Linked DNA regions of Homo sapiens: region 2 is linked to region 1. Evidence: chromatin loops called from intact Hi-C (ENCODE). Cell type or tissue: mammary epithelial cell. All regions are shown on one strand. Each heading gives the region's core, and the rest is flanking DNA. Links, peaks and the distances in the headings are about the cores only. Region 1 overlaps PLA2G4E (phospholipase A2 group IVE). Region 2 overlaps PLA2G4D (phospholipase A2 group IVD).

What was found. A loop is a pair of places that touch in the nucleus more often than their neighbours do. Peaks named below come from ENCODE experiments on the same cell type or tissue, not always from the same donor. Only the 100,000 strongest peaks of a DNase experiment are listed, where the experiment ranks them.
Region 2: a loop joins it to region 1, with 7 times the contacts of the local background. A loop is called at or near these places in 39 of 110 quality-filtered maps.

Annotation. Positions count from the first base shown.
Region 1 is chr15:41,983,716-41,994,351 of GRCh38, forward strand. It overlaps PLA2G4E (phospholipase A2 group IVE), which reads right to left. Exons shown (of 20, transcript NM_001395548.1): 13 at 9,022-9,244; 14 at 6,406-6,520; 15 at 5,700-5,837; 16 at 4,334-4,441; 17 at 3,457-3,660; 18 at 2,124-2,290; 19 at 721-904; 20 at 1-259. The coding sequence ends at 39. The region is part of intron 3 of PLA2G4E-AS1 (PLA2G4E antisense RNA 1); the gene reads left to right. Among named protein-coding and RNA genes, the nearest start is that of PLA2G4E-AS1, 16 kb to the left of the region's middle. In mammary epithelial cell, for the core only: a CTCF peak has its summit at 5,980 (motif pointing right); a DNase peak (open chromatin) is centred at 6,006.
Region 2 is chr15:42,083,132-42,092,944 of GRCh38, forward strand. It overlaps PLA2G4D (phospholipase A2 group IVD), which reads right to left. Exons shown (of 20, transcript NM_178034.4): 2 at 4,497-4,569; 3 at 4,169-4,305; 4 at 3,082-3,213; 5 at 2,360-2,400; 6 at 1,965-2,007; 7 at 585-648; 8 at 67-203. Among named protein-coding and RNA genes, the nearest start is that of PLA2G4D, 6.5 kb to the right of the region's middle. RefSeq lists enhancers at 516-1,131, 1,076-2,275, 8,307-9,281 and a silencer at 1,300-1,594. In mammary epithelial cell, for the core only: a CTCF peak has its summit at 1,450 (motif pointing left); a DNase peak (open chromatin) is centred at 1,580; H3K27ac peaks cover 807 bases.

The DNA of each region.
Region 1 (10,636 bases), core at 4,418-6,917:
GTAGAAGCTGACACAGAACAGGGGAGGCTCCCTGGGGCCTAGGAGGGACACTGGCCCTTCAGGCGCTTCTTCTTCTCCACTGCGAGCCGCAGAGCCTGGAGGAGAGTGTCCTTATTATTCAGGATGTTATACTCTGAGAGTTTCACCAGCTTGTCAAAGGTGGCCTCTGTGTATGTCAGCTCCTTGGTGGCATAGGGAGTTTTGGGACCATAAATGTCCACCTGGCCCTGCTCCAGCTCCTCAGGGCTTCGCTCTACACCTGTGGGCAGCAGGATGACTTGTTATAGACTCTGTCATGTTAGGTTGGAATGACTTGTTTCCACATCTCTCCCCAAGGCCCACCAACCTGCACTCACGGACACACACACCTGCATGAAAACCTGTACACACGCACACCCTCACACACGCACCTGCACACCTGCAAGCTCCTCAGGGCGTGGTGCAGGCTTGCCCATTGGAGGATTGCCCTAGCACCAAGCACAGTACTGGGCACATGGCTGAATGTCAGAAAATGTAGAATGACTGAAAGAATGGGGGATGACACTACCAGCCCATGGGGGTGAGGGAATGGGAGGCGCCCTTCTTTGTGGAAGCCAAGGTTGGCTCAGGCTGGAGCTGAGCCAGGCTTCCCCGTTAGTGCCCTTAGAGACTCTACAGATCTAAAGGCATTCCCGGGCCAAGGGCAGCAGGTGCTGGGAACTGAGCACAGAGGCAGCTCACCTGGTGCCTTGTATTTTCGGAAAGTGTCATTGATGAGTGGGAAGAAAGTCACGATGGGGGCATCGGGTTCCTGGGGGTTCTCCATCAGGTAGCATTCCTTGAGATTTTCATTCTCATCTGGCAGCTCGTATTTGGGGAAGGGGATGTTCTGCACAGTGCAGTACTCACAGGTTTGTTTCAGGGGCTGGAACAGCACAGAGGGCGTGTTTGAGCATTAGGAGGAGTGGGAGTGGAGGAGAAGCACAGAGTTCTTAGCCCCAGCTTCCTGATTTCCCCAGCTAACAACTCAGCTCCCCAACTGCTTTGCCAGTGTATGGTATTTTGAGACTAAAGCCAGGTCAGGACAAAAGGCCCGAGGCAGTAGGTGGATGCACCTCCAGTTGCAAGCTGCTTCCCCAAGTAAAATGGACAAAAGCCCTTTCGTTGGTGTTCGCATCCAAACACAGACTTGGGTGGATGTGGTGGGTAGCCTGGAAGGGCGACTGGAACCAGGCTATACACAGCCAGAGCTGCCCAGGCCCCTGTGGGATGTGCATGGGCTTTGGAGCTGACAGTAGTACAGGGCTAGAAAAGACTCTGCAAGGGCATCTCTAAAAGCATGATGTCGCAGGAAGAGCACTGCCTTAGAGTGTCAGAACCCCCTCAGTTCTGCCCCTCGTTCCTCTGCTCACTAGCTGTGTGATCTTAAGCAAGTCTCTCTGTGTCTTGGTTTCCTCATCCATAACATGAGAAATGATAGCAGTTGTGCCGTCTCCCTCCAAGAGCTGGTGTAAGGGCCAAACAAGATCACACGTAGGAAAGTGCATTGTTACCCATTTACAAACTTAGATTGTTTTCATTGTTGCCCTGTTGGTCTGTGTACACTTCACTTCGCCTGGCTTCAGGGTAGAACTGTATACACATAGAACTTTCCAAAGTAAATTAAAAAAATAAAAACTTCTGGTTCTGACAAGTGCCCTCCTCTCTCGCCAGGCTTCCCTCCCACCTGAGAGCACTTGAGTGTAATTCATGGAGGGTCATATACCCTGGGGGAAGGGAGAGTGTGATCATTTTGAAAATAGGATATTACAAGCTCTTGAATGGAATGGGCTCTACTAAGGTTATTTTTAAAAACTCATTTTTTGTAGCTGAAGAATTGCCCAATATGGCAAATGCTCCAAGGCAAGAGTAAAATTCGAATTTGCTAAGTCAACATGGGCACCATGGTGTGAGAGCCAGCTGGCTGCCCGTGAGTTCTGGGTGTCTGACTTCCCATCATGACTGCTGCTTGGCTTCCTCTGATGCTCTCTGGGGGCTGTCTAGAGCATGCCTCTTCCCAGTTCACAGCGAGTGAGGCCACTGACTGCGGGGCCCATCTTAGGAGAGGCTGCAGCCCATGCTCAGGAGGGAGGCTGCGCACTTGCCTTTGTCTGGGACCCAGCACAGTAGTTGAGGTGGATGATGAGGTCGGCTTTTCGCTCTGGCCTGAGGAGGGGCGGGTAGCTGGAGTTGACAAAGAACGCAGTGTCCAGCAGGCACAGGTGGTTCGCGGACTCGGTCAGCTGGTTTGGGAAACCATCTAGCACTGTGTCTGAAAGCCAAGCCTTCCCGTTACCAACACACCTGGTGCCCTGACAGCCAATGGACAGAGGCACTTGGGGGGACGGAGCGCCCTGTCTGGAGCATCCTTCGCCTCAGCCTGACCAGGACGCCCACTGAGTTCCAGTGCCCTCTGGGTGGCTGAGGAAGAACAGCGTTATCTTGGGCTTTTAGCTAGTCTTTTATGGGATATTGATACTTGTGGGGTATAAGGGGCTTAAGACCACCCCATAAATAGTGTAAACCCTGGGCCCTGAGTCAGCTGTCCCATTGGCCCCAGATGGTGAGGATGAGGCTTAACAGGCCAGGCTGAAGCAGCCATTTGCAGGCCACGGCCAATTAAAATATTAAGAAGGCGAAAGTCAATGCCTTAGGGCCTCAGCAGCAGAGGAGGCGGCACTGAGCTGACGCTGCAGGACCACAGTTTAAGGCCTGGCTCTGCTGCTTACCACTTGGGGGTTCCTGAGCTGGGCCATCCCTGCCCAGTTCCAAGCGGGCACCACTCACATTTTTTTTTTTTTTGAGACAGGGTCTTGCTCTATTGCCCAGGCTGGAGTGCAGTGGCGTGATCATGGCTCATTGCAGCCTTGACCTCCTGGGCTCAAATGATCCTTCTATCTCAGCCCCCAAGTAGCTGGGACTACAGGTGCTCATCACCATGCCCAGCTAATTAAAAACAATTTTTTTTTAAGAGATGGGGTCTCACCATATTGCCCAGGCTGGTCTCAAACTCCTGGACTCAAGAGATTCTCCAGCCTCGGCCTCCCAAAGTGCTGGTGTTACAGGTATGAGCCACTGTGCCTGGCACCACTCACATTAAAGGGCATCCCCAGAACACAACTGCAGAAAGTAAGACCCCCTGTTTCCCCATCTGTAACATGGGGCCAACTTCTACCTGCTAGGACTGTTGTACAGATTCTGTATAGAATGACTGTACAGATGCAGTGAGTTAAGTACCCACACCACTCCCTGCTGCCAGACACATACAGTGTTCAAGACGACACCACCAAATGTGGAAAACACCATGGGGAGAGAGGTGCCTGGCCCAGTGAACATAGCCAGAGAAGTTTTCTTATTCTTTATCCATGGCAGCCTTGACATCCACATCTTCCTCCTCCATATGGAGGCAGGCCTCAAGGAGTAGCCAGGTAGGGTTACCTTTCCACCTAGAGAACTGGCCATTCTGGAGGTAGTTGGTGTGCAGCTGCAGCCCAGACAGGAAGTTGTGAAACTCAGACACGAAGGACCGATGGGTAAGGATTTCTCGGAAAGAATTGGACAGCCATGACCCTGGGATCACTACCGTGGTCTCCAGGATGTTAGCATCACATTTGGGGATTTCAGGCAGGATCGGCTCGTCTTCTGCAGGGGAGGGAGGGATGAAGGGCAGGTCATGAGAGGTGGAGTCCCCAGATTGCCTATGCGAAGCCCCACATGGTTGCCTGGCACCCAGGGGTGAGCACTGTAAAAGCAGCTCATACCTTCCTTGCTGGGCTCTCAAGGTCCTGGCACTGGGGTTAGGAGGATTCAGGTGAGAGACATGGAGTAAGCAGAGAGGTAGTAGAGAGGGAGGGGGAGCGAGACAGCTAAGAAGCGTCCTGGAGAGGACAGGGAGTTTCAAAGAGTGACCTGTGACTGCTATAGACCCTACTCTCCTCACTTCTCCTGGGTGCTGGCAGCCTTGCCTCCAGGCCTTGGCGCTGGTGTCACTCACCTACAGTCACCCTCCCCTCCAGGCAGGGAAGACACTGTAGCCCCAGCTGCCCTCCCACGTCTTAGGCCATAGGTGACGATGCGGAAACATGTGGCAGGGGGCCTCATCCTCGGTTTGTGGTCCACACCCCGCCCCCCATCACCCAGCCATGAGGGAAAGCCGGGGGCCGCCCCCCATCACCCAGCCATGAGGGAAAGCCGGGGGCCGCCCCCCATCACCCAGCCATGAGGGAAAGCCGGGGGCCGCCCCCCATCACCCAGCCATGAGGGAAAGCCGGTGTCACCCATCACCCAGCCATGAGGGAAAGCCGGGGTCACCCACCGATGTCCTGCACTTTCTCCCTTGTCCACCTGTGGAAAAACTCCTCCGAGGTGTGTGACAGGTTCCAGGCATCCAGCAGGTTCAGGGAGAAGATGCTGCTCCACAGGCCTGGGAGCCAGGGCCAGCGTGAGCAGCTCCACCCTGCAGCCCCAGGCCCCACACTGACATTTGATTCCCCACTCCCCCCACCCCCCCACCCCACGCAAGCCAGGCTGCTCCACAGGCGGGACAGACTTCAGACTTCCATGTCCTTCTCCCCTTCCCACTGCAGCTCAACACAGTGACTGAGGGGCTCAGCTCTCAGCTCTTCTCTTCCCTCCCCTCAGTGCCGGGAGACGTAAAGGTGTATAAGGCACAGCCCCGGCAGGGATTTAATGCTGGCAAGTGCAGGCTTTGAGTTTAAGTCCAGCTGCTGTCAGTGAATACATCTAAAGCATTTAGGGCAGCACCTGGCACATGGCGAGCACTCAATAAATGCAAATGCTATTTGTTATTATGATTTTTAAATGTAGGCATTAGACATTGACCCATTTGGAATCTCTATAAGGTGGGTTTTACTCTTAAGCCTAATTAACTAAGGAGAAGATGGAGGCTTCGACAGGTGAGGCAATCTGGCCAACTTTACACAGCTAGTGAGTGAGAAGCCAGAGTTCAGAGTTCAAGCCCACGTGTTTTGCCCACAGTTTTCTAAACCACATGCTCATCAGCATAGGTGTTCAGGGGAAGGAGAGGCCACCGTGGGCTGGGGGCTTCTGGGGGAAGAAGTGATGGGACTGAGTTGGATCTTGCAGGATGGGTTGGTTTGGGATAGACAGAAGGGGAAGGCACAGACAACTAATTTAAATAAGGGCGTGTTGGGGCTGTGAATGTGGGTCTGTTTCTGAAGAAGCCCTTTGACGGGCGCAGCTAAGACTCTGAAGGGAAGAACTCGAGTGGGTCCTGCATTCGGTGGGCCCAGCTCATGAAGAACCGAGGCGCTTAGGGTGGGAGGCTGGGCTAGGCTTCTCTGGTGACCCTGCCCCTTACCCTGTGGTCTCCCTGGACCCTCGGGTCCCAGGTCTGGGTTGGCCCCTGGAAGCAGGCACACTGCTGGCCGAAGCTAGACGGGAGTGGGTGGGAGTTACAGAAGCTTCCGTCTGAGTCTGCTGTTCCCAGTGTGGTGCTGAGCAGGCTGCAGGGAGACTGCTGGAGACCAGGAAATTGGGAGAGCCCCCAGACCAACTCTGGTCCCCAGTGACTTGGGACCACTCCTAGGATGAGACAATGCTGGCAAGTGCCCCGAGTGTCACATAATCAGGGGCCAACCCAGGGTGGCCCAGCACTGGGCAGCAGCCCCCTGTCATTCCGCCAGTTGCAAGGCAGTCACCTAGCATGTAGCAGATTCGAGACTCCGGGATCCTCTTCACCAGCCGCCCCATGAAGAACTCGGAGCCGAAGAGCTCGGAGGGGATGAAGGCCCCATACTTCTGCAGGCCCACCTCGTAGGGGGAGAACTCGAACCACTCTGCACATGAAGCAGCAGGACGGGGGTCAGTCTCAGGCCAGGGAGCCGTCCACACAGCCGGGCCCCCCTCCTGCCTGCAGCCACTGGCTCAGGCCTTGGAAAGCCTGGGACAGGGAGGCCGCAGTTCCCCCAAAGGACACATGGGGGCACCCTTGGCCAGCTTCTGCTGGTGTAGCAAGGGTCAGCTTTGCCATGCTTTGCAAGGAGGATGGCTCATTTGCACCTCAGAGCCTGTTGAATGGGACAAAAACTGACCCTGAAGCAGGGCAGCTCTCTCGAGTCTCTCTCTCTCTGGGCAGCGTAGAAATATCTTCCTTTCACAACCTTTGTCTTCCCCAGTGTCATTAAACACATGCCCAGGGAAGCTGCAGACAGTGCCTGCCGGCCTCACCCATGCAGCAGGGCAGATTGGGGTAGCAAAGGTGATTTCTCCAGCTGTGTGCACAGTCTGGATGTAGAGGTTGACAAAGATGAGTGGGATTGGGGGACCTGGAGGTGCTGGGTGCTTTTGCCCACCAAGAAGTCCCCCCCTCCACCCCACTTGTAAATCACCAGCCACTGGTGTTACCTCTGAAGTCCTGGTTGCTTACATCATCCTTGACATTGATGGTGAGGTAGATGGGCAGGGGGTTCTGGCCGCAGCTCAAAGCAGCACGCTGATCTGACAGTTTGCATTCATTTCTCTGTGGGGAAACAAAATGGTTAAAGAGAAGCAGCAGCCCAGAGGGTGAGGGAGGCAGTGCAGAATGAGAAGACAATCTGGACCCCCGCAGCCACTTCCTGGCTCCTGAGCTCACCGGGCTGCTGTATCGGCCCCAGCTGACACCAGCCAAATCACTCTGAAAGGGCACCAATGGCATAGGCACCACCCCCTCGGGCTGCCCACCACCAGACAGGGGCCGGGACTGGATCCGCAGTTTAGGACAGTCTCTCAGAGTCCCAGGGTCTTGGTCTTAGGGGTCAGCAGATAAAGAGGAAGGGGTGGGAGAGGCTAGCACTGCCCCTCTTCTGCCCCATCGTCTTCCCTCTGCTAGAACTGGAGCAGCTCCATGTTTAGCATCTCCATTTTTTAAAAAAAATCAGCTTGGCATGTTGAGCTCCCTCAACTGAGGGGTAAAAAGTTGGGGGAAAAGAAGTTTCCCTTCCTCCGCTCCCCTGCCCTCCCCTCCCTCCCTCCCCTCCTCTTCCCTTCTTTTTTTTTTTTTTTTTTTTAACAAAAGACTTAGGACTTGAACACTAGATGGTTGCTGAGGTCACTCTAATCCCCAGAGTGGGGAGCCTTTCAGATCAGCCCGGGCCACAGTCCACCTCCCAAAGTGAATCAGCCACTGCAAACGAGGCAGAATCAAGGTCTTAGAGGCCCAGGCTCTGACCCCAGGCCAAGCAGCTGACTCCTGGGTGACCAACCCTGGTCACCCCAGTGTGCAAAGGCTACAGAACCTGTGTGGAATGGCAAACACATGTATATGCCCAATGACATGTGGGTCTCCTTTGAAAGAAAACAGGGTCATAACTGGGCCCAGAGATCTGGGCATCACAGAGCCCACTGTCCTGGAAGTAAAGCTGCAGGCTCAGGGAAGAGCCGGTCCACATTCATTGTCAAGGTGGCCCAAGGGAAAGGGGCTCCTGTCCTGGCCAGAGCGCAAGAGCAGAGGCCTCTCAACAACAACCCTGCCCTTGCTTTCCTGGGAACCCAGCTCCTTCCCACCAAACCCCCAGAATGCTGAGACTCCTGATGTCGGAAGACTCGGTGCTTCCTCCTCATCATATGCGGCACTCATGATTGTTACAATATTGTTGAAAATGTTAACTAGCACTTATTGATGTAATTCCCACTTAAGGAATAGTAAAGAGCAGGGCCTGAATTTCAAACCCATCCTGACTGAATCCCAAGGCCGATGCCCTTGGCCTCTGCCTGCTCTGCTTCATAGGGAGGACAGGTTAAGTGGTGGGTTATCACAGGGGCAGGGTGGGTGGGATCCATCAGAAGTGGCGAGGGCCTGGGGTTGGAAGCCATGTCCCATTCCTTTCTGAATCCCCATTTGCCAGCGCAGTTCCTGGCATGCAGGAGGTACTCAAGTAATTTAATTGAAGGAATGAGGGAAGATTGAAGATGAGGGTCCGGTCATTCTCAGGTGCTCAAACTGTCTGGCTTTCTGGAAGATGGAACCTACTATTATAAAAAATAATTGCTGCAATGACTTTCTGGCAAGTTCTGATTTGAATTCAGAACTCCCCGGACACCTTTGGAGTGGAGCAGGGAACCGTGGGCCTGGACAGAGGTGGGAAGCTCTCCTCTGGGGCCAGGCAACAACAAAAGTTGTTAATCTCGGCTTGTGCAACCTAAAGGGCACAGATGTCAGCTGAGCCCACCCTGATGTCCAGGATCGCAACACCCCTTGGAGATCCCTGTGCTGTGCCATGTGTCCAGGAAAAGGACCACCCTGTGCTGGGTAGCAGCTCTCACAGCAGCAGCCACCCAACACAGGCTGGTCCTCTTCTTGGGCACGTATTAGTCAGATCACTGGATCTCAGAATAGGAAGGAACCTCATTGGGCCCACTGGTGGCCATGAGAACGGGCCCTGCAGACCTCCAACTGTAGAGAGTGTTATTGACTGAGGACCCCAGCTGCTGTGCTCTGAAATCCACAGCTGAGTCTGTGCTGAGGCTGCACTTCCTGTGACTGAGTGGGGCAGGGATACTGAGGCTGGCCCGTTCTGGGAGACGCGGGACTCCTGTGACAGCCAGCTTTGGCTGGAGGACCCTCCAAGGGCCTTGCAGACCACATGGTGGTCTGGGATGCTGCCGCCTGACCTTTCTTCCTCTCCCCACCCCTAGGGTCAGACTCGCTTCATGGCGTCACTGCTCTCCAGTCTTCCCCGGCTTCCTCCCCGTTTTTCCCTCACAGGTGTCTTGGCGTGGCTCTCAGAGGACGTGCTGCCCTAGGCAGGTTTGCCTCCAACACGAGGGTCTCAGCCATCCTCTAAAGGGTACACGGGAGACAATCCCACCACCTTCCTCCGTCATAGAGTCCGACACCTTATCGGTCTTCCAGCCCAAGGATACTCCCGCAGGTCTAACCTAATCCCCTGTGTGCAATGGAAGTCCTGACTCCCCTGAGGAAGAAAGAGAGCCAGGCATCAGCCAGGGCAGGGTGGGGCCCAGGAGAAGCCGAGCACCTACCTCGTCCCCCAGGCAGGTCTCTATCAGCAGGCCCCAGAAGTCTGTAAAGGTGACCCTGTAGCCTTCCTGGCTGCGCTGCCGGAGCTCCTCCTGGAATTTGCGGAGCTGGTCTGGGAACAGGGAGGGTAGCTTGTCCTTTACCACATGTCTCCGAGCCTCAAAGATAGCAGGCTCCAAGTTTTTGGAGGACCAGTCAGGGTCACGGTACAAGGTAGCCATGGTCCTGGAAAGAGACAGGCACAGCTGATAGGGCTGACCCGGCCCCTGTCTGATGAGTCCTGGACCCGGGCAGGAGGGAAGGTGGGCAGGCCATTGAGAACCCTAACCTGCCAGGAGGGGAACCTGGAGAGTAGGGGTGAGGCAGAGACCTGGCAGACAGTGAGGAGCAGGGGAGGTGAACATTATTACTCATAATCACAAGTGCTACCAGTTCTCAAATGCCCACTGTGTGCCAGGCATAACAGTGGTTAAGATGAAGATTCTGGATCCAGAACTTTCTGGATCAAGCCAGGCTCTGTCGCTCACTAGCTGTGTGATCTTGGGCAAGCTACTTAATCACCGTTCCCTTCAGTTTTCCTGTCTGTGGAATGGGGAGAATTACAATAATTGTACCTGCTTCACAGAGTTCTGGTGAAGATTACATGAGTTAAGGTGATGTGGGGTAGCTAGAACAGTGCATGGCACAGAACAAATGCTGGAGCCCACATTTAAACCCAGGCTCGACTGATTACAGGTCCTGGCTGTTTCTACTCTGCCATGTTAATTCCTATAATTCTGATGTTGACTGAGGATTTATTTCCCTTTCTCTTCTTAACTTACATGTTGGTTGTCGGGGGGAGCAAAACAAAGAGGTGATCCCACTAGCCCTGGGTCTGGCCTCAGTCTGCCTCTTCTTGGCCTGGATCCAGCTTTTCTGCGTCAGGACAGGAAAGGGCCCTTTTCATTCTGCGCCTGAGAATGACCTCCCTGGCAGTGCAGCTAGTCTGCGGCTGCACATTTAAGGAAACAGGGGCCTCCTCCCTCACAGGACTTGCTTTTGGGAAGGTGGGAGGTGGTCAGGAGACTTTTCAACAAAAAGCACCCTGCTCTCCATAAGCTTCACCCATTCATTTTATACTTTAAAAAAGCTTCCAGAAGCCATTGCAAATGAGTTTTTAAAAGAATACGACTTGTGCTTTCCCCAGGCCAGGGGACCCCACCCATCCCACCCCGGCTGGGCCTGAGTTCCTCCTGCTATCTGTCTATCGCATAGTAGTCCGGGAGGACGCAGGTGCCCCTCAACCTGCTGGAAGCAAGTTACCTTCTTAACCTACTACCGGGGGCAGCCATTTAGCATGGAGGTTAAGGATGTGGGCCCGGGACTAGGTTCAAATTCTACTCCACTGCTCATTAACTGAGTGTCCCTGGCAAATTACTCTGTTTCTCCAGCTGAAAAATAATGACAATGCCTCTCTCATAGTTTTTTGTGAGGAAGAAACAAGATGAGCCATAGGAAGCAGTGACTCCAGTGCTTAGCAAGAGGCAAATGTCTCCTTCTGTCTCACCTGGGCTGGCGCCTCTGCCCCCCGGGGGGGTGTGTGGCACAGGAGCCCTTGGCTTTCCAAGGCCCATTCAC
Region 2 (9,813 bases), core at 1-2,500, 95 kb after region 1:
GGGGCCCGCTGCAGCTGGAGCTGCCCAAGCCTAGGATTGCAAACGAGGTCTAGAGCCAAGACCCACCCTCAGGCGCCCGCTCAGCTCTGTCTCTAGGGCTGCCATGTAGTGGAAGCGGAAGGCAGAGGCTGTGCCCAGGAAGGATGTCTGTGTGTCCTCATAGGACCCCTTCAGCACCAGCTCCAGCTCCAGCTTGTCCTGATCTAGGGAGAGAGTAGGCGGGTTAGCATGAGAACAAGAGCCCGGAACCCCAGCTCGGACCTGGGACAGCAGCACCACCACCTGGATTCAGAGGATGCCTGGGAGGCTGGGCCATCGTCAACAGCATTCTGAAAAGGGCCCTTCCCAGCCCAAGGGGCCCCACAACCCCCCATCCCGGACTCCTGCCTTCTGCAACATGCTCTCCCCCAGGTCAGGGGACCCTCCTGCCCAGCGGAGATGCGTGGCCCTCTGTGCCATGTGGGTGAGAAGAGAGAGGCAAGCTCTACCCTGCTGCTGGCCTCCTGCCCTGCGCAGGCTTCCCAGCAATCCTCCTCACCCCCACATCCAGGCAGAGTCCAGGCCTGGTTCTAAGCTGGTCTCACCTGCAACCACAGCGGTGCTCCCTGTGCTGTCCAGATGCACATCCAGGCATGACAGCTCTCGGGCCTGGGGAAGACCACATCATGGGCAGGGGCCTCTGCAGGGTAAGCTGAGGTCCCCTTAACCTCAACCCTCTGAGACCCACTGTCCCAAATCCACCACACACACAAGGAGTTGTGTGGGCTCAGGATGGGATTGGCTGCAGAGGCCCTTCATCCCATTGCCGATCCTCTGCCGCGGCTGAACCTGATATTCCGCAGCAGCCAGGAGGGCCCTGGCTCCACACCTCCCCTCCAGCTCCCCTGGCTTTGCCAAACTCCCGAAACCTCCTAGAGCGCCCAGCCCTCAGACACAGCTGTTTCTTCTCTTGTTTCCCTGTGGCTTGGAGCTGGAGGAGGTATTCTACCACAACTCCAAATAATCTAAGCAAGCCGCCCATCCATAGGAGGGTAGACGGGGCGTCGGACAAACCCTCAGAACGTCTCCTGGCTGTCCTCTGTGGCCTAACTGGGGGACAATGACAAGGCCAGGCCCCCGTGGCCTTGCCAAGGGAGCCTCTGCATGCTGTCTGTGAAGCATACCAGCAGATGCCCGCCACCCACGCTCCACACAATCACTGAATTTGCCCACCTGCTGTGTGTCTCCATCACCTCCTAAGAGGCAGTGCCATCGGCTTGACTTTATTTTCATGTGTATTTTTAAAAGTAATACCCGTCCATCAAACAGCCCCTAGGAGCTTAAATGCTGGGCTCTAGGTGCCTTCGCCCGTGACCCTGGACCCGCCTGCTCCCAGGTCTGTGCTGCTGGTCTGGGTCACTGTGATAATCGAGCGCGTCGCCCGCTCGCCACCTTGCGGCCATTTCTGTCCACTGCAGCTTCGTGAGCCCGTGGTCAGGAGCGCTGACCAGGACTCTCCCCAGTCCCAAGGAGGAGCTAGCTGCCTGAGCCTCTGATCCTCCTAGGTTGGCAGTACACCGCCCTGGGAACTCCCTCTGAGCCTCGGTGACCTCAACGTGAACAACCGGAAGGTGGGCCTGGCCTACCTGATTTCTTCACCGCTTCCCAGGGAAGCACTCAGTCAATCCCTAGAACTATGAGTTCACCGCAGGTGACTAAACACCTTCCGGAAGCACCCCGAACAGCCGTGGGCCAGAACCTCCTCTCAGCAGAGCCCTGCCTCCCCTCTCTCTATGCGCCCCTTAGCTCCAGGCCCCTCCAAGACCCACAGCCACAGGTGACCACCTGGCTGGAAGGCTAGGGGTGGTTTTACCACGAAGCCCTGCCCCTTCCTTGTCCCTGCTGGTCCACACCCCAGGCAGCTGCCCTCCCTCCCCAAGCGTCTGCTCTGGGGCCCCTCCCCTAAGCCTGGGGAAGGTGCTTACCACAATGACTTTGTTGGTGATGAGGTTTTCTGGGCGATCTGACCTGGAAAAATCAAACCATGCAAAGGCAAACGCTTCCTGCATTGACCTCCCGCTCCCGCCCATGTGGGGTCTCCCTGGGTGATGCTGAGGGCTCTGTAAGTCCTGGATTCGGTTCAGGGACAAGGGGAGATGCTTTGCAGGAGGAGAGGGGAGGGGAGAGAGCAGAGAGAGAAAACATCGGCCTTCCTCTCTGTGTTTCCCTAAGAGAAGCCCCGCCCCACTCCCGACCTCTCTGGCAGGGGTAGGAGATGAGGGACAGTCAGGCTGGACTGACCACAGGGAGATCTGGGTCAGGGCCATTTCCTCAGAGCCTGAGTCCTGAGACACTCCCTGGGCTGTGTGACATTACTCACGTTTCTTCCATCAGGAACTCCACATCCAGCTCCTCCTCTCCCTGAAATCAGAGAGCATGAGCAAGTCATCAGCACATACCTGTGTCTTCAGAGTTGACACAGTTCTTTTACAGGTGTCATCTCATCCTCTCAAGCGGTCTCCAAGGGAGGCACGTTAGTACAATTATTTCCAATTTATGGATGAGGAAACTGAGGTATGGGGCCAGATGGGCTACCTGCCCACATTGCCCACAGCTAGTAAGTCTGCAGAGAACAGGTCTCCCTCCCTTGGAGGTCCCACAACTCTGGGCAAGACTGAAGGGGAAGACAAGGAGCACAGCCAAAGGAGGCATGATGTGCAGGACCCATATCTTTTTCTTGAGGAGGGCCCAGACCCCCGAACTCTGCCGTCCCCACCCCCAGGCTGCAGCAGGAAGGGACGTGAGGCCTTCACAAAGCAGGCCTTGGCACCACCAGCAGGAGTGATGGATGCTGAGCTGTGTTTTGAGGGGTGGCCTTCCTGCCACAGGTGGCTAAAATTCCTCCACTGGGTGATTCAGCCTGTAACTGTAAAGTGAAGCCTTTTCCTTGCTTATTAAAATGCAAATCTAAAAAGGGGTTTAGATTTTTCTGTGAATGAGTTCACCCCAGCAGCCTCCCAACAGGTGGGAGAAATAGCTACTTCCTCAGCTTGGAGTTGGAAGAAGTGGGGCCCACGGGGACTTCCCCACCCACCCACCCACCTGGGGACTCTGGGAGAAGGTTTTCCGGAGCAGCTTGCCAGGGAGGACTTCTGAGATGTCATAGAGAACCTTGAAGCAGATGTCATCCTCCGTGACTGAGTCCTCATCATAGATGCTAAGCTCCAGAACATTCTAGGAACCAGGAACAGCGACTTAGCATTTTACCTGCTCATAGTGAGAGTAGCTCACCTCTGTTGAGCCCTTACTTGATGTCTAGAGTCAGAGAAGATCATTATGCCACCACACGTCTGCGCTTCAAAATAAAAAAAAAAACTGTAAAACTTAAATATAAGGAAATCTTATTAAATTTCAAATTTCCTCCTTCTAATTTTTGTTTTTATCAAACATAAAATTCTGAGCTGGGCATGGTGGCTCATGCCTGTTATCCAGCACTTTGGGAGGCTGAGGTGGGTGGGTCACCTGATGTCGAGAGTTCGAGACCAGCCTGGCCAACATGGTGAAACCCCATCTCTACTAAAAATACAACAAATTATCTGGACATGGTGGTGGGTGCCTGTAATCCCAGCTACTCGGGAGGCTGAGGCAGGCGAATCGCTTGAACCTGGGAGGCGGAGGTTGCAGTGAGCCCAGTTCGCGCCATTCAACTCCAACCTGGGCAATAAGAGCAAGACTCTGTCTCAAAAACAAAACAAAACACATAAAAGTCTGTCAAATAATTCCCTCTTCCTCTCTCCCTGTCTGTGTGTCTCTCTCTCCCTGGCTTTTCTGGCTCCCTGAGGTGCACCCTAAGGTATGTGCTGGTGATCTTTCACGGTCTTCCACGCATTATCTCATCTCACCCCACAGTGACCTGATCAGGAGGGGGCTCTTACTGTCTCTGTTTCATAGCTGGGCTTCGAGAGGAACCCAGCTTGTGGGAGTCAGTCCCACAGCCAGTTGGTGAAAGGACCATGTTCATTCTTTCATACATTCCCTTGCACACAGCACAGACAGGCCAGGGCACAGAGACCCCCTACTGCTGAGAGTTTCTCTGACAGCCCCAGAGGAAGCATGCTCTACCCCAGGAACCCTTGCATGGGGGTCCAGCCCGTTCACAAGGGAGTGGCCAGGAGTCCCGGGCCTTCACCTTGACCTGACTTTGGATAAGGAAACGGAAGGCCTCATTCCACACAGGATGACTGGTGTCGGTGAGCGTCTTGGTCTTAAACTTCATTCCAGGTGCGGTCGACAGCTGTAGGATCACGTAAGGGTCGGCCTCACTCACTGCCAAGGTTAAGGAAGTCTTCGTGAGGGAGTACTCCCCACACCCCTCTCCATGAGCCATGCCAGTTTCCTACCAAGACCCTGGCGGTCACCGCAGGTGACCCAGCCCAGCCCCAGGGCACTCGTCTTGGCCCTTCCTATGGGATCTGGTCCTCCCTGCTCCCGACAGAGCGCACAGGGCGGTTACTCACACAGGTCAGCCCAGCGCAGGTTCCGCGCCTCCAGGACCCTCACTGTGAGCTGCCAGCAGGTAGAGGCCTCCCCCTGAAGAGAAAATCAAACTCCAGAGTCCTTCCTGCATTCCCTCCCTTATGCCTGGAGCTGCAGCCCGGGCTGCCGACACCCCTCACCACTCTCCTGGTACTTGGTGGTGCTGACACCCCTGCCAGGCGTTCCGGGGACACCCTCTGGGGACCAAAGAGCCTTTGTCCACTTCTGTTTTGGGGGTCATGGTTCTGGGCTGCAGCAGTCAGGGAATAGCAGCACACCCAGATGTGGAATTTGTGGAACCCCTTCCCCTTCGGGAACAGAGCAACATGGGTAGTGGACAGAGCAAGGAAGTGAGGGCCAAGGAGTGGCAACCACAGAGGTCAGTTAGATGTCAGCCATTCCCAGAGCTCCCAGGGAGGGCAGCCCTTTGGCAAAACAAGGGTTACCTTTGGTGACCCTGCTGCCAGCACTGCCCACCCCTCAGCCCTTCCGGACGGGAAGCAGGCATATGACTTAAGGGAGGGTGAGCCTCAGCAGCCCAGTCCACAGGCGCTACCCTGGATCTCAGCTATCTGCACTGTAAGGGGTATGAATGAGGAAACTCCAAGAGCATCCAGCCATCACAGGGAGCAGTGGGTGCTGTGGGTGAAAGGCCACTGTGTATTAAGATGCTGATGAGGCCACATCAGCCACAGACAGCCCAGGTGTGAGGGAGAAGCAGCTGAGTGGGCAGAAGCTGGAGGAGAAGATGAGCCGAGAGTAGGTGGCAGGAGGGAAAGCAGATGGCCAGAGGGGCGTGGCTGAGGCCTGCTGGGGTCAGAGCACTGGGGGTGTCCCCACACCCTACTGCTGAGGTCCCCGGCACTGCCACGATCAGGAGGGCCCTGGAGTTTCTGTTCTTCCTGAGCCCTGCAGCACGGCTTTTTCTGGGCATCTGGCACAGGTTTCTTATAAGCCCCTTTGATGTGAGGTTACTCAAATCGGTTTGGCAGGGCAAATGGCATTTTTTCCTGTGGGCTGACCCCAAGGAAGGCTGTTGGCCTTGCATCCTCTTGGAAGGGAGCCTTCCCAGGAGGACCACCTATGAGGCACGTGGCCCCAGCAGAAAGAGCCCATGTCCAGAGGGTCTGTTAGAACAGGGGCTGTCAGGAAGGAACACTGCCTGTGCCGGGGAGTGGGGCAGTGGGAGCCCCAGCCAGGAGGGGATCCTGCAGGGCCACAGCATGGCAGGACCCCCAGGAGGCACCAAGCACATGAAGGCCTATGAAATGCTAACCCCAGGAGCCATGCAGTGTGGCGGCCCTGCTGAACAACCCAGAGACCACCTTCATTCCAGAAAAAAACCCGTGCTGGGGCTTCTGCCATTCAGCGGCTCTGCCACCAGGTTAGACTCCCCATTAAGTAAGTACGATCTTCTCAGACCCTATGTCCCTTCACCCGCTCCTCCCCGACCCTGAGGGAGCCAAAAGCCAGTGCAGTGTTTGCACAGTGAACATTTGATATCGCATAGCTGGGAGACTGTTGTGATAAAACCAGAGGTGTTTCCTGCTTTGCGCTCTCCCGTGACCAGACCCACTTCCATGCATGTGGTTGGAAGTTCTCGGTGCCCACAAGGACTCGTACCCGCTCTGCACAGATGCTGCTTGCTAGGGGCTGGCTCAGCACCCACGGGGACCTGAATCTCCACTCCCCACCAAAAACTGTAAAGGACCATGGGCCACAGCAAAGCCATATGCCTGGTGGCCCTGCCCCTGCATCTTTCCTCTCTGTGGTTCCATGCCAACGTCCTATCATTCCAGGCAGCTTCCCAGCAGAGCACATGTGACCTCCCCGAGCAAGGTAGATTTGTTTCTCTCTTCTTGGGGATTAACTCCAGTGGCACCAGCAACATGTCAACTCTATAAACCTTAAGCCTTATAGAGGTTGTCAGCAGCAGAGATTTCATGAACTTTGGGACATCTAGCTCCATTTCCTCCCCTCACTCAGATTCCACCACTGCCGGCCACAGGGAGGTGATGGCTGGGATGCTGGGGCCCTGCAGGGTATTGAGTTTGAATGTCCCGCTCCAAGACAAGACAGGTGAAGGGCAGAGGCAGCCCAGCCTCGCTCCCCTGCTCCCCCGGCCAGGCTGATACTCCACAGGTCCACAGCTTGTGGGCTGCTCTAAAGTCACTTGGGCTACTGAGAAGTGGCCCCAGTTACTCACTGTCTAGCCAGTCACCATCCCGGGTTTAAGCACTGTGGTTCATTTCTCCCTCCCATCACTGAGAGCTTCTCAACCTCAGAAAGCCCACCATTCCCCGGCAGGTTATTTTCCCTAGAGAAAAATCCCGATTCTCTTCACCTCTAAGATCATCGCTAACATGGAGTGCCCAGAACATGGTATTATTGGGACAGTGATTACAATGACTGGTCTTTACGGGGGCTTAAAGGCAGACTCTGGAGCCAGGTTGTCTGGATTTAAACCCTGGCCCTGCCACTTACTTGCTGTGTGACCTTGGACAAGTCACTAAACTTCTCTGTGCCTCTGTTTCCTCATGTGTAGTGGAAATAATAGTTTTGACCTCACATAGTATTCTGAGGCTTAAAATGTTAATGCCTGCAGACTGCTTAGGAATAAAGTAAGCAGTTTTTAGGTAACTGCTATTGCTACTACTGTTTATTAAGTATTTGCCATGTTTTCAGGCACTGTGAATGTTGCAGATACCAGGATGAAATCACTTTTGTCAGACCCCGACAAATTAGGGCTGGGAACGCATGAAAGAGCAGAGCTCGTATTTACATGTCTGAGATGAGAGTTGTTTCCAAGGACTTCCTACAAACCCCACAGAAAACAGCTTCACATCCTTCATGCCAAAGTCCCTCTTTGACAGGAAGAGGGAAATGAGCAGACCCGCCCTGTTCCCTGCTAGCACCGGTGCCCTGTGGTGGGGTAATGCAGGAGGTCAGAGAGAAGAGGAGTGGAACACCTGGGCACAGCCCCTGGTCCTGGGGACTCAGTCCTGTGAATGCCGGCTGGAGGTGAGGCAGTTTCCAGTTGTGGGGCAGACTCAGGCTCCCAAATCGCTGACACTTAGGCTTTTGTTTTACCTGGGAGCTAGACCTAGAGGAGGCTGAGGGAAAAGGGGGAAGGGGTACAGCCTTCGCCAGGGAGATGAGTTGACAAGGTTCATCACTAGACATCCATTAGGACTGCAATAATTCAGATAAGATGCTCTCAGAAAACACGTGCCCAGTAACAGCATCTCCACCAATGAACTGACAACTCTGGCTTTGAGCTCTGGAACCAATGAACTCTGTTTCCAAGCAGTTTCTGTGAGCCTCCCCCTTTTTTCCAGTAAAAGCTTCCCTTTCCCCTTCCCTCACAATTGCCCTGGCGGCCTGTCATTCGACACATTCCGAGCCACAGTCATTTCTCATTCCAGAGTAAACACAACATAGAGATCATTTTCTCTCGTGTCTTTCTGTAGGGTGACAATACTGTACTAACCATATTACCTACCGTGTGGGTGGCAAGCCACCCAGGCGCCGAGGCAAGAGACCGAGGATACAAGCTGTTCCAGTATAATAAAATATAAAACAAGAATAGTTATACCAGATATAGATCTTAGATACGATTATATATGAATATCATTAATCATTAGTTTGTAGCAATTACTCTTCAGTCCAATATTATAATAATCCTCGCTCTATAATCATAACCTAGGAAAAACCAGGCCATACAGAGATAGGAGCTGAGGGGACACAGTGAGAAGTGACCAGAAGACAAGAGTGCGAGCCTTCTGTTATGCCCAGACAGGGCCACCAGAAGGGCTCCTTGGTCTAGCGGTGACGCCAGCGTCTGGGAAGATGCCTGTTGCCAGGCGGACCATGGTCTAGCGGTAGCGAAAAGTGTCAAGGAAAAACATCTGCTACTTAGCAGACCGGGAAAGGGAGTCTCCCTTTCCCCGGGGGAGTTAGAGAAGACTCTACTCCTCCACCTCTCGTGGAGGGCCTGACGTTAGGCTCGCCCGCAGTTACCTGGAGGCCTAACCATCTCCCTGTGATGCTGTGCTTCAGTAGTCACGCTCCTAGTCTGCCTTCATGTTCCATCCTGTACACCTGGCTCTGCCTTCTAGATAGCAGTAGTCAATTAGTGAAAGTACTAATAGTCTCTGATATGCAGAAATAATGGCGTAAGCTGTCTTTCTCTTTGTCTCCTCTCTCTCTCTGCCTCGGCTACCAGGCAGGGAAGGGCCCCCTGTCCAGTGGACACGTGACCCACGTGACCTTACCTATCATTGAAGATGACTCACACTCTCTACCCTGCCCCTTTTGCTTTGTATCCAATAAACAACAGCACAGCCAGACATTCAGGGCCACTACCGGTCTCCGCGCATTGGTGGCAGTGGTCCCCCGGGCCCAGCTGCCTTTTCTTTTATCTCTTTGTCTTGTGTCTTTATTTCTAAACTCTCTCGTCACCGCACACGGGGAGAGACCCACCGACCCTGTGGGGCTGGTCCCTACACTACTGTAACTTTATTTATCCTCCCACAGCTTCAAAAGACAGTACTCCCATTTCCTCCCATTTTCTACATGAGGGAATTGAGGCTCAGAGAGGCTAACTTGCCCAAGGTCACAGAGTTAGCAGGGACAGAGTTAGAATTCAAACTTCCAGGCCAGAGCTCACAACCCCCGTCTATTCTACCTTCCCAGGACTTTTGCTTCTTTGGAAAAGCATGCAACTCTTCCCTCATTGCCCCACGGATATCTAGGATATCTAGACACTAGATTTTCATAGATTTGTCTAATTTGACTAACAGATATTCATAGATTTGTCACAGATTTGACTAATATGATTACTGAGATAACCGACACTTTAACTGATATGAATCTTTTCCCCTGAGGGCATAGGGGCGTCACATTCCCTTCTGAAAGCTCCTCCCATCTGAAATACCTCCTTAATTGATGACTAACCCGGAGGCTTCTGGAGGAAATTCGTCAGCCCAGTCACCTGTAGGATCCCCCGAATGCCTCCCTGCTGAGGGTCTCAGCCACTCTGAACCTTGCGCAGGGACCCCAGAGGCTCTGGGCCATCCTTCTTCCGGTGGAGAGGCCCAGGGCACACGTTTGCCAGGAAGTTTTGTGAGAGGCTCTGTGCTGCCCCGTGCCCATCTTGGGAGATGTGGCCCAAGAGAGCTTAAGGGGGTTGGGTCTCCCCAGCTGGGGTCCAGAGTATCCTTGCCCGTGATCCTGGGTGTTCGGCAGGAAGAGAGAAATGAGCAGACCCACCCTGTCGTCTGCTGGCACTGGCGCCCT